Linked DNA regions of Mus musculus: region 2 is linked to region 1. A link is a loop called in an ENCODE intact Hi-C map of the cell type or tissue named here. Cell type or tissue: left cerebral cortex. All regions are shown on one strand. Links, peaks and the distances in the headings refer to the core of each region. The heading gives the core; the rest is flanking DNA.

The links. A loop is a pair of places that touch in the nucleus more often than their neighbours do. Peaks named below come from ENCODE experiments on the same cell type or tissue, not always from the same donor. Only the 100,000 strongest peaks of a DNase experiment are listed, where the experiment ranks them.
Region 2: a loop joins it to region 1, with 2.3 times the contacts of the local background. A loop is called at or near these places in 3 of 42 quality-filtered maps.

The regions. Positions count from the first base shown.
Region 1 is chr13:45,743,259-45,749,337 of GRCm38, forward strand. The region is part of intron 4 of Atxn1 (ataxin 1); the gene reads right to left. Among named protein-coding and RNA genes, the nearest start is that of Atxn1, 220 kb to the right of the region's middle. In left cerebral cortex, for the core only: a CTCF peak has its summit at 3,375 (motif pointing right); DNase peaks (open chromatin) are centred at 3,091 and 3,278; H3K27ac peaks cover 1,278 bases.
Region 2 is chr13:45,804,705-45,810,783 of GRCm38, forward strand. All of the region lies in intron 3 of Atxn1 (ataxin 1), which reads right to left. Among named protein-coding and RNA genes, the nearest start is that of Atxn1, 160 kb to the right of the region's middle. In left cerebral cortex, for the core only: a CTCF peak has its summit at 3,281 (motif pointing left); DNase peaks (open chromatin) are centred at 2,977 and 3,259; H3K4me3 peaks cover 604 bases; H3K27ac peaks cover 1,009 bases.

The DNA of each region.
Region 1 (6,079 bases), core at 2,214-4,713:
CTGTGCCTTCCAAGGCTCCTCATGAATAAGGAGATTCAAAGGCCCTTTTTTTTATTTCCTTGCTTCCCTCTCTGTGGGAAACATCTTTTCATTTTTAGCTCTGTTCAGGTACAAGGAAGGAAGGGAGGGAAAGGAGAGAGGGGAAGGGAGAAGGAAGAGAGGAAAAGGGGAGGGAGAGAGGGAAAGAGGAAGTGAAGCAGGGAGGAGAGGAGGGAGGAAGAAGAAAAAGAAGAGAGAGGTGGGGGGGGGGAAGAGGGATGGGGAAGGGAGGGGATAGGAGGGGAGGGGAGGCAAACAGGAAAATAGCCTACTAGCTCCAAGGTCCAAGTGTTTTACTCCAAACTTCCTACTGACAATATTATGCAGTCATGGCAATTTAGAGGAAAATTGGAACCTAATGAGAAAAGATAAGAGAGGAACACAGATCAAGGGAGTCCTGAGAATCAGCCCCAAATTGTGCCACCAAGACCTAGGGGTTCTCTGGGCTTATTAATACAAGCCACCTTCCACTCAGGGGCATGTGAAGTAATTGCAGTCGTTTCTTTAAAATCATTAGTCACCCTCATAGAGACTTACCTCTAAACAAGGGCATTCTGTAACCAGGAATCCGTCTATATGGTTTTGTCACCCGATAGGCCTCAAGGTCAACAATTAGAGTAACTTGATAAGAATGCCCTCAGCCACCCACTATAGCACAGCGGTGTCCCTGATCGATACAGGAGCTCTGCATAACATCCACCCAGCCTTCTCCAGGGAGTTTCCTGCACAGATCAGAAGCAAATTATACGCTTAAAGGCAGATGACACACCAAGGCAGAAGGATGCTTTCTGCAAAGTGAAGCCTTTGTTCTGTGCGAGGGGTGCCAATCCAGCTCAGAACAGGGAGGGAGAACAGAATGCATTCGAGGGAAGCATGGTGGGAGGGAGGGGGGGACTCTCTTTTCTCTACCTGGTGATTCCCCAGGTTTCCATTTGAGTGCCTGGGAGGGTTAATCTTCAGCACCACACAAGTCAGGTGTGGTGGGGTACGTCTATAATCCTAGCATGTGGGAGGGGAAGGCAGGAAGATGAGAAGTTCAAGGGAATCTCTGGCTACCTAGTGTTTGAGGCTCTGAGAATACATGAGACCCTGTCTCAGAAAAAGAAAAAAAAAACAAAAAAAAAAAAAAAAAAAACCAAAACCACAAATGACTGTCATGCTGATTACTAAAAAAACAAACAAAAAACAAAAAACAAAACAAAAAACAGATTCCCCCATTTAAAAACTTGCCCCACAGCACGGATCTCCATTATAAAGCAGGAAAAATGTCAGCAATGATTAATATATGTTTTATAGTGATTCCCATATGATAGACTCTAGTCTCTTAACAAATGAGAATTAGCTTAGCATTTCCAACATTCTAGGGAAACGGTCTGTATTTTTACTGTCCATTGAACAGCTAGGAACACCAAGACATAGAGGCTTGAGTAAGACTCACTTGAAGGAGAGGCATGGTGGAGGGACCATAGCTGTTTTTAAACCCAAGAGATTAGACACACAATTATTAAATTGTCTAGTTAACAACTGCTGCAGCCTCATTGATGCTGGTATTCGCAGCTTTACAAACTATATATTTCTGTCTATGCTTTATATATCAGCTTGAAATAACCACTCTGCATGTGTAATCTCTCTCCCAGTGGAGGCTGTAGAGACCCACGCGCGCTTGTGTGTGAGATGAAGGGATGATTCGACAAGTCATCTTTTAAGTCATCTCACAAGACAGAGCAAGAGCCCCTGATAAGCCTCACTTCCAGATAAAGGAGGTGAGGTTTGAGGAAATCACATGACTCATCTAAGGTCGTGCTGCTTTGCACACAACCTCTCCCACTGCATACATACCTTTAGTTTTCAAAAAAAATACAAAACCCATGGCGTTTTTCTTTTGCAGAAACATTATATAACTGTGACATACAGCAGAGCTAAATAAGCAAACTGATCTCACAGAGAGACTGAAGGAGCCTGAAGCCTGAAGGCTTGTGGGAGACAGAAAGGATTTGTATAAAGTCTTTGGGGACACCTCTAGGACCCCTTTATCCACAGCAAAGAGAAGTAGCAGGATGGCCTTGACCCTAACTCCACTGAAACTAGAAGAGAGGGGTAACCTGTTACCTTCCTTTATGTCCCATTGATATCTCTAGCCCTAGGGAGAAAGGCAAGAGCCCTCTGGCCTGGCTCAACCATTCAAGCTTTTCTATTTCTTTCTCGGGATCTAGTCTGTGCCTGTCCATTTCCAGCCCTGAGGGATTTTCCTGCTGACCTCCAGAAACCCACAACTTTTGGTGGTCTGAATATTCATCAGTAGTTGGGGTGGAAGTCAAGGTGTGACCACGGGTTTTGGGTTTTGTGTGCTTGTTTACCAGGACTGAAAAGCCTTGAACCCAATCTGAGCACCTTTCAAGGAATGATAGAAAGTAGAGCAGGAAGACGGGGCCATTCTGCAAGATGTACAAGTACTGGAGGTTCATACTGACTCCCCGCAAGCACAAAGCCATGGAGGTTACAGAACATCAGAGAGGTGGGGACTAGTCCTCCGCCCCAAGAGTCTTCAGCCAGACTCCTCACTTAGACAAGGAAATTGTGTCCCACCCAGGAAAAGTGCCTTGGCCAAAGTTGCACATTGGCATGGCTGACTCTAAAGGTTTCTGACATCTTACCAGTGAGCAGCCAAAACTCTAAGAAGAAGAATGAGAGTGTGAACTGCAGGGGAAGCTAAAGGCGGCTCTGGTGATGCCAAGCGATGCGAGAGAGTCAAATACTCTGATTGAAACTGAAGTCATATGTGCTTCTATGTAAAACCAGCTCTTATGGGTCTCCCGGGGTGGGGGGAATCCATCACCTGGAATTACTTGAAGGCTTGTCAAGTGCTTTACGGCTCTACAAGGAGAGGTGTGATACTGAGAGACAGGGAAAGGGGGCTAACCTTTCCCCACAGATTGAGTTCTGAGTTCCTTTCGGATGTCTTGTGGGTGAGGGAGTTGAGGGGGGGCGGCTGCTTCCGGAAGGGAGGCCCTGTGCACACTCATTAGCATACACTCTCCACAGTTGATTCAGATGAGATTTCATCACAGAAACCTACTTATGCATTCCTTAATATAAATCTAAATTGCTCTCTTCAAATAGCAGAGAGCGCTAAGCTTCAGCAAGGGAAGGAGAAGCGGTGGCATTAGGAGTCAGGCTGCAGTTTCATCCTGCCTTCCACCCTGTCGTCATCCTGTCTTGACAGCCTTAACTTACACACTTCACTGAGCTCACCCCGGGACTCAGGGGAAAAAGGCTTTCTCCAAGGCAGACACCAAGTTGTACTCAATGCTCTGGAGCAGTAGGGGGCAGTCATTGGTAAGTGCTAGGAGGGCCCTGGTGTATTGCCAGAAGAGAGAGACACTTCAGGACCACTCAGTTGGCAAATGACCCCATGCTCTGCAAACATGAGGACCTGAGTTCACCCAAGAACACATGTTTCTAGGTGTGGTGGCATGTGCTTGTAACACCAGCATTGGGGAGGCCAGGCAGGAGATTCCCTGGGGCTCACTGGGCCACCAGCTTAGCCACTCAAGAGTTTCAGGCCAAGGAAAGTCCATAGTCTCAAAAAATAAGATGGGTGGTACTCTGAGAAACAACACGAGATGGTGTCTTGAAATTGTTCTCTGACCACATCCATGCATACACACACACACAAGTGTGTGTGCATATATATATATATATATATATATATATATATATATATATACACACATATATGTGTATGTATATATATATGAACTTGTACATACATAGCACATGAATACATACATACATGCATTCACATACATACAAACATATATACACACATGAACACAATACACACATGTACACACATACAGAGTTACACAAATATACACATGCAAACACATATATACACATATTTACACACATAGACATACACATATATACACATGTACATACACAAATATGCATATATATACATACACTAATGTATATACATACATATGCACGTACACACACAGACACACATTCACACACATGTATACTTCCTGCAAAGAAATATGCCAACAATGCCAAGCCACACACCTTGCTGCTTCTGAAGTGTAAACCTAGCGTGGTTCACCAGGAGCTGCACACACTCTTCACAGCAATGGAGCATTTACTTAACACAGAGGGTTTGGAACTGAAAAGATGGCGAGTTAGAAATATGGGGCAAGCGGTGTGCACAGAGTGGAGCTATGGCTTCGGTTCTGCTCATCTCTTTCCTGTCCCGAGGCCACCACATCATTCCAGGCCAGGGGTTGGGCGGGGGAGAGGTAAGCAGGGAGGCCACTGTGGCTTGGTGCCTATTTCCTGAGGAACAGTCGTTTATGGTGCCCTTTGCCACATCTGGAAAGACAGCAACACTGGAACCTGACTAAGCTCGGACGCAGAAGCACTGTTTCTGTTCTCTTCGTTTGGGATGGGACAAGGCAACCCACCATACACCTGCTCACAGGAAAGCACAAAAGTCTGACATCACACCCTAAACCAAGGTCCTGTGAGCGTCACAGGACAGTACGCCAGGAGGGAAAAAATGATTGCTTACCTATGTGCTAATCTTCTAAATGGCCCTTGAATCACAGCCCTGTGATTGAAGGCCTAGGCATTGATGGTTAGTGTACTGGGCATCATGATTTCAGCTACTAGTTTTTAAGATTCTTACATTTGGAGTATTTGCTTGCCTGCAGTGTCCGAGGAGGTCATAAGGGGGCATTATATCTCCTGGAACTGGATTCACAGAAGGTTATGGGCTACCACATGGGTCATGGAAACTGAACCCAGGTCCTCTGTAAGAACAAGTACTCTTATCTGCGGAGCAATTTCTCCAGTCCCTATTTTATCTTAAACCTTGTCTTTTACATTATTTGCTTGCTTGCTTGTTTGTTTGTTTGTTTGTTTGTTTTGGTGGGGGCAGGCATGCTTCAACAGGCATGTGGAGGTCAGAGGACAATTCGTAGGGGGTGGTTTCTCTCCTTTCCTTGTGTATGTTCTACATTTTAAACTCAATTCATCAGGTTTGGTGCCAAGAGACTTCACCAGTTGAGCCATCTCTCTGACCCTCAACTATTTTCTCAAAACCCCCAAAGTCTGGCACAGTGAGGGCTCTCTAGAGTGTCTGCCTTCTCAAGCATTGCTAGCTAATGCTTTTAGAGCTTTGTCCTTGAGTTTAAGCTCGTTGCTGACCTCTGGGCTTGGGGCTAAACACCACTAACTCCTCAGAAGGTCACTAGAGACCCCGTGTGCTAGTCAGATCTGTGCTTAAAGCATCAAGAAGCTTTGGAATCAGAGAACTTGATTGTGGCATGTGAAATTGCACAGAAATTCTATTTTTCTGGGCGTGGCGGCTCACGCCTGTAATTTCTGGCACAGAGAAGGCTGTGGGGGCAGGGGTGGGGGTGGGGAGGATAGGAAGCTCAAAGCCAGACTGAGTTAAGAGCGAGACACTGTTATGGTTTGAGTGTGACACACCTCTCATGAGCTCATGGGTTGAAACACTGGTTTGAAGTGGGCGATGCTGCTTTGGAATGCTGTGGAGCTTTTTGGAGACTGATTCTCAATGATGGAAGTGGGCCACTGGGGGCAGGCCTTGTGATTCGTTGCCCAGTCCTACTTCTGGTCTGCTTCCTGCTTCTTGGTTGCAGACACAACTCGACCAACTGCTTCTATTACCATGCCCTTTCTGCATGATGATCTATATCCTTCCCTAACTCCTCCTACTGTAGGCTGCCTTTGTCAGCTGTTTTTATCACAGCAGCTAGAAAACTAACTAGTAAGGACCTTGTCCAGGCAGGGGCCAGGTGAGAGACAGGAACACCATATGAACAATTTCTTTTTTTCATTATCAAGTCTAGCACACAAAAAATGACTAGAGGCACAGAGGGCATTAGGGGCTTTAAGTCTTAGTACACCAGGCTGAGAGGGTCACAGAACAGCTTTGAGCCTTGCTTCCAAACCAAGAGAAACCAGAAGTCGTCGGCTTACTCCAACCTTTGGCCTTCTCTACCCTGTCTATCCC
Region 2 (6,079 bases), core at 2,116-4,615, 61 kb after region 1:
CTGACACATATGCTGGGGTAGCAGAGAAAGTCCTGAGCTTCAGCCGGGCCCAGGGACCAATGAGAGACTCCATCTCAAAACACAAGTCATACAGACTCTGAGGACCAACACCTGAGGTGCATCTTTGGCCTACACACACACACACACACACACACACACACACACACACACACACACCCCACACAAACACACAAGCTTAATTGGTAAAGGACAGCTGATGTCTTTTAATAATAAACAAAACAGCTGTCACACTGAAAGATGGTATTATTTCTAAGTATTAGCATGTCCAGATATGGACTCTTCTCTTTCTCAGTGACATTTCACAGGGGGGCACACTTTGGGGAAATCACTAAAATGACAGTGTTCATTGCTAAATGTCACTGGAGTAGTAAATAAATCTATTCACTTTTAGGAAACTTTAGCAGAGCAGGATAATAACATGTCTGTAATCCCCTCCTCCTGAGGCAGGGGGATCACTAAGAGTTTAAAGGGCACTAGAAGATGTGTATTAAGACCCTGTCTCAAAAGCAAAACAACTTTCAAGATGAATATCACGCCATACCTGGACATCTTGAATGTAATGGTATGATTTTTTTTTCCTTATGAAACTGTAGTAAATGAATCATGGTTATTTTCTACCAATAACCGAGGTCAATAGGACTGGAAAGGTAGCCCAGTTTGTAAAATACTTGCCTTGCAAGCATGAGGTTCTGAGTTCCATCTCCAGAGCCCAAGCTTAAAACATGCCTTTAGAGCCAGCTGGGATGGTGCTCTTATTAACCCTAACACTGGGGCACCTTGAAGGTTAACCAGCATAGACTGGTGGCAGGTTTCCAAGCCACATAGAGACATTGCCTCAAAAAGTAAAGTGGAGGGTGTCCTGAGGGATGCTTCTTGAAGTTGAACTTTGGCCTCCACACATATGCACACACACACACACACACACACAGAGGCATGTGCACAAATACTAACGACATACTTGAACCTCCTTTCATAGCCCTGAACGACACATGCCGTGTGCTATCGGCAACACATCTTAGGAAGCCAGCTGACCCTTCCTATCTGGTCTCCATTCTGCCTGGGTCAATGGCAGCCACAAAGAATGCAGTGCCATTTTCATATCTAAGCAAAACCACACAAAAAAACAAAAGGCATCTTACAGTAATCCCCCAACGTCAAAGGAAGTGATTCTAGAGTATCCACACCGCTGATTACATTAACACAGATAATTAAAAGTTGCCCGTCTAATAATATTAGGCAGCAGACACAACTTTTAGAAAATGTCTCCCTGGTATTAGCTATGCAAAAAAAAAAAAAAAAAAAAAAAAATCCCCGGGTGAATGTTCCTCACTAATCAAATCCATCTCCTCTTAAGAGTGGGTATAATAAATGGGTAGCCTAGAAGGAAGGCTTTGAACAGAATGTCTCACTATTGTCTGATTATTCTAAATTTAAAACTCCCAACAAAGGCAGGGATTATTCTCCTGGAGGTTCAAGATTCATGAGAGTTTGCTAATGAAGTTCCTTTAGGAGAGCAAATCAAAAAATTGCTATCTGCAAGCCGCCAGTGTTTTATGCTTGGGTGGTGTTTTTTAAAATCAAAGTCACTATTCATTCAACAACAAATGTTTGTCTGGAGTAAATGAATGAGAGTAATGGCCTCGAAGCACTTCACAAGCTTAATCACCTCTAAGCTACGACTCAAGAAACAGCTTCTATCCAGCCTGAATGCACATGCCAATCAGAGTGACATGGCAGCCGTCCTGCGGAGGGCTGAAGTGAGTGAGGCCCGGAGACCACAGCATACCTTTTGCTGCTTATAAAATGACTCATCTTGGGGATGGATCTATCGGCCCCTGTATTTGCCTTTCTGTGATGTCTCCATACAATCTGGAAAGCTGAAAATTTCAGGGCAGACGAGATAAGATTCAGAACATCAGACAAAGTGAGGGGAGTTGCTGAGATCACAAAAGGGGTAAAATCCTTCCACCTTGATACTAAACGGAATGTTAATATATCACCCCTAGGGGGAACAGAGAGCAAAAGACTCACGCCGAATCTTTCTGATACCACAGTAAGAGAGACATGTGCCTTTAGGACACAGGACAGGGGGTAGGGCAAGACTCCCTGAGGCTTCTGGCTTATTCCTATTCTTCCAATAACATTGATGAAAACCATCCTTTTACCCTCATTCCGACCTTAGACCAGGACGCAACCAGAGAACTGGCCAGTTACTTAACGCCCACCTGTTTGCAACTCACAGGCAATGCTAGTTAAAAAAAAAAAAAAAAAAAAAAAAGCTTTTTGATTTGTTTTTGTTTGTTTGTTTGTTTGTTTTATTTTGTTTGCAAGTGGAATCTACTCGCCGAGTAGCAGGTCCTCATGCATTTCAGGGATCTCGGACATCTTACAGCTTTCCCCAATCCATGCCAAGGGAATTAAGGCCCTGTTACCCCCACAGAGAAATGCCTTCCGTGTGCTCAGCGTAAGGCAAAGTGCAACGCACCTCCCACAGGTCTATTTTGGCCCCAGTGGATGGATGGGCACCCTCTATTTTATGCAGACTAAAGGGGAAAGTGAAGTTTACCTTGGAGAACGTCTCCCTTTCCCCAACGGGGCCCCCTAAAGCCCCTGAGGTCTCCCTTTCCTAATTCCTCTCCACCGCGAGGGTCCTCCCAAGCCATTAACAGTCTTGAATCACCCTATTGTCTTCTTAGGAATACACTTCACTCATTGTTTGCCTCCTTAAAAAGAAAAAAAAAAAAGCTACTTTTAAACCCTTTAATTTTTAAAGCAACGCATCAAAAGCTTTCCTTTCCTTTCTGGCATCAGGCAGCAGTGGATGTTCTGAATGGGTAAACAGTTCCTACTTTCAAAAGGCCTGTTTCAGTGCGTGTTAAAGCCTGCCTTCTGGACGGAGATGCTTTGAAATCACCAACCAGGTTCATGTTCCAGACAGCGCCTGAGCGTGCGTTACTCACTTACAAATTAGAAGAGGCGAGGATGTGGTGCGGTGTCGTCAGTGTACCCGTTAGGAGATAATGATACATCCTGGCCGGCCACATCATCTTAAGGACCACTCTCGGGACGCGGAAGAGCCCGAGTGCAGGGAATCACAGCAGCCGAGGGAATAGACTGACCACTTCTGCTAAGGCTCTGCACCCCCCTCCCACCCCCAGAATCAAATCTAGTTCAAGAGGGACAACCCTATTATAGCAGTTCTGGAATGCCTGCGAGCTGGGGTCCACCCCGTAGCCATGCGCCCCCTACAGGCAGCTCTGAGTATTGTTCTCCTGCTAAATCCTACCTAAAACCCTAATTCTGTCTTTCTCCTCTCTCTTCTCCTTGCAATCCATTGCCTAAGGATAGATAGTTCAACAGTACAGATATAGTGCCATCCATTCATCCCAGAACACAGTTTGAGCCAGCTACAAATTTTCAAGTCAGAACTGCTAACGATTCCCTAGGTAGAGTATACAAAGCCTTAATTAACACTGACTGCCCGAGAGTGGTAGAAAACATAATCCCTTGATCATGGATGGCATCCCTGCCCCCTGCCTGCCAGGTAAGTAAGGGAAGACAGGTGTTGAAGCAAGCAGGTAACCAAGGAGGGAGAGAAACACACAGCTCCCTCAGTCCCCACCATAAGAAGGGTAGTTTGCAAAAACCTACAGCTGACCCAGGCTTCATTCAAAGGTCCAATTTTCAAAACCAAGTATAAATGAGCCAGGAATGGTGGCTCACATCAGTGATCCAGACACTCTGCAAGCCCAAGTAGGAAGAAGATCAATTTGAGTTTCGGGTCAGCCTGGACTGCATAGTGAGATTCAAGTCAGCCTGGGCTAGAGTGAGACCCTACCTCAAAAAAAGGCTTCACCCCTCTAAAACATCAAATATATGTGCTATGGCTAAAGTTTAGATAGGTGGGGGGCATGGAGGATTGGGGGTGGGAATTAAAGGTATAGGTGAGGATATGAGCAACCAGTCAGGAGGTAGAACGAGTTAGAGTAACCAGAGTATTAAGTAGAATAAAGAGGTAGCTTGGTGGGGAAAGGGGATGTGGGGACCTAGAGGCGAGATTCAGTGAAGGCAGGCCTGGAAAGATGGCTCAGCAGGCAACGGTGGTTACCATTCACCCCAATGAACACCTTGATCACTTGGAACCCACATAGTAGGAGAGAACCAGTTTCCACAAGTTCTTCCCCTCTCCCCATGCCCCATCGCACATGCTTGCCTGCTTCCACACAAGATAAATACATCCTAAGTCTTTAGAAAAGGATTTATAAGGACCTTGCCCCCCCCAGAGAGTATCTCTGGATCACAGCAGGAGGTGGCATGGAGGACAGAGAACCCAGTTCTACAAACCCCCTACCTCTCTCAAGATTTTCCAGGTTGGCACCAAGAGGACAGTCCCACCTGGAAGAGCGGAGGTACGGTGGGATGGATGGCACATGAAACTTGATCTCTTAGGCTAGAAACTTGTAAAGGGGGGGTTCTCATAAGGTCCCCTGCCCAGGTCTGAGCATGGGGAGGTGGCAATGGGGACCTGATACAAGCTATTCCCTAGACCCCCTTCAAAGGCTAGGGGGGGCCACTCAATGCATATGAAAGACCCAGGGTTGAATCCTGCACCAAAGATCAAATATCAAAGCAATGCCAGCAAAGTCTAACAGCAGTCAGAGGAGCCTCGCCATTTTGCATCCAGCATCTCAAACACCTATCACTGTGCCCTCCTACCCCAGCAACCGTGTTCACCTGCCAGAAGCCAACTCTTGAAGTACAGTAATGTACCAGTCGGGAACAAGGAGACCTTCAAACAAGAGTACTCTTGTTTGTACAAACCATGGCCTTCATCTGTAATGACTTTTCCCCTCATCTGTCACATCCAGCTACTAAACAGTAGCTCACCTGGCTAGTCCCAGGCATGCAGCTCACACTGCCTATTTCTGGATCATGTGCACTGGCCGGAGGCTCCCAGCCTCCTGGTGTGTAGATAACAGCCCTTCAACGGACGGACGATGGCAATATTATTGACATCTACATCTGTCACCTACCCCAGTCCTTCTTAGTTCAAATTCTGCTTTCTATTTTGGTTCGCTGAGACAGAGTCTCCTATAATCTAGACTGGTCTCAGTCTTGCTATATATCTGAAGAAGAACTCCACGTCCGATCCTCCTCCTTCCACTTCCTACGGGCAGGGATTGCAGTGCCTCACTCCTCCTGGCTAGGGAGCGTCTGCCCCACGAGGGCTGCTCTGCACAACCCTGGCAGCCCTGTCTCTGCTCCAGACCCATCCTGACTTTCTAAACAGCGGCACCCCTCCCCCACTTACACAAACACGCAACGGACACCACGTTCTCTACAGCATCTCTTCTTCTAAGTCACTTTTATTAACAACAACTGCCCCTCGACCAGTGAGAAGAGAAAACACCAGACACTGAATATGCCTTGACTGGGTTCGTTAAGCCTATGACCCTCCCACTGCCTGCCCGCACTTGACCTCCGTCTTGTTTTGTCATTTGACTGCATTGTGTTCGGACCTGAAGAGAGTTGTTTTGTTCACTCTTACTCAAAGACATGTGATGCTATTGTTCTTTGTCTCCTTTAAAAAAAAAAAAATCTGCTGGCATTCTTGCCATCCCCAGTAAGACAAGGGCCTTCGAGGTTTGCTGAGGCTTCTGGGCTGAAGCAATTATCTGCTGAACAACCAGAACCCAGCTGTAAAGGCCAAGAGGAAAAGTGCAAAGGGTGGCTCAGGCCACGCTTTGAATCGTAAACATTATTGCGGGCAGAGTGGGTTGCTGCTGGCTGGTATGTTTTCCCGCACCTAATTGGGCCGGGTGGCACGGCACTCCTGGGGACCATTACAGAGATACAAGTGTGGCTTCCGTGCATAAAAGTTGTGTGTCTGGCAATCTGGGCACAGGCTTACTTTCTACAGACTGCTTTCTATGCTAAATGTTCTGCAGGAGTTCATGATTCCAGAGGATTGCATCAATGGTTCAGGGGATCTGAAAGCCTCTCTGGTTGTGTTTTATGAACGCCTAGCTCTGAGCTTCGAGTGCAGCTTCTATGAATA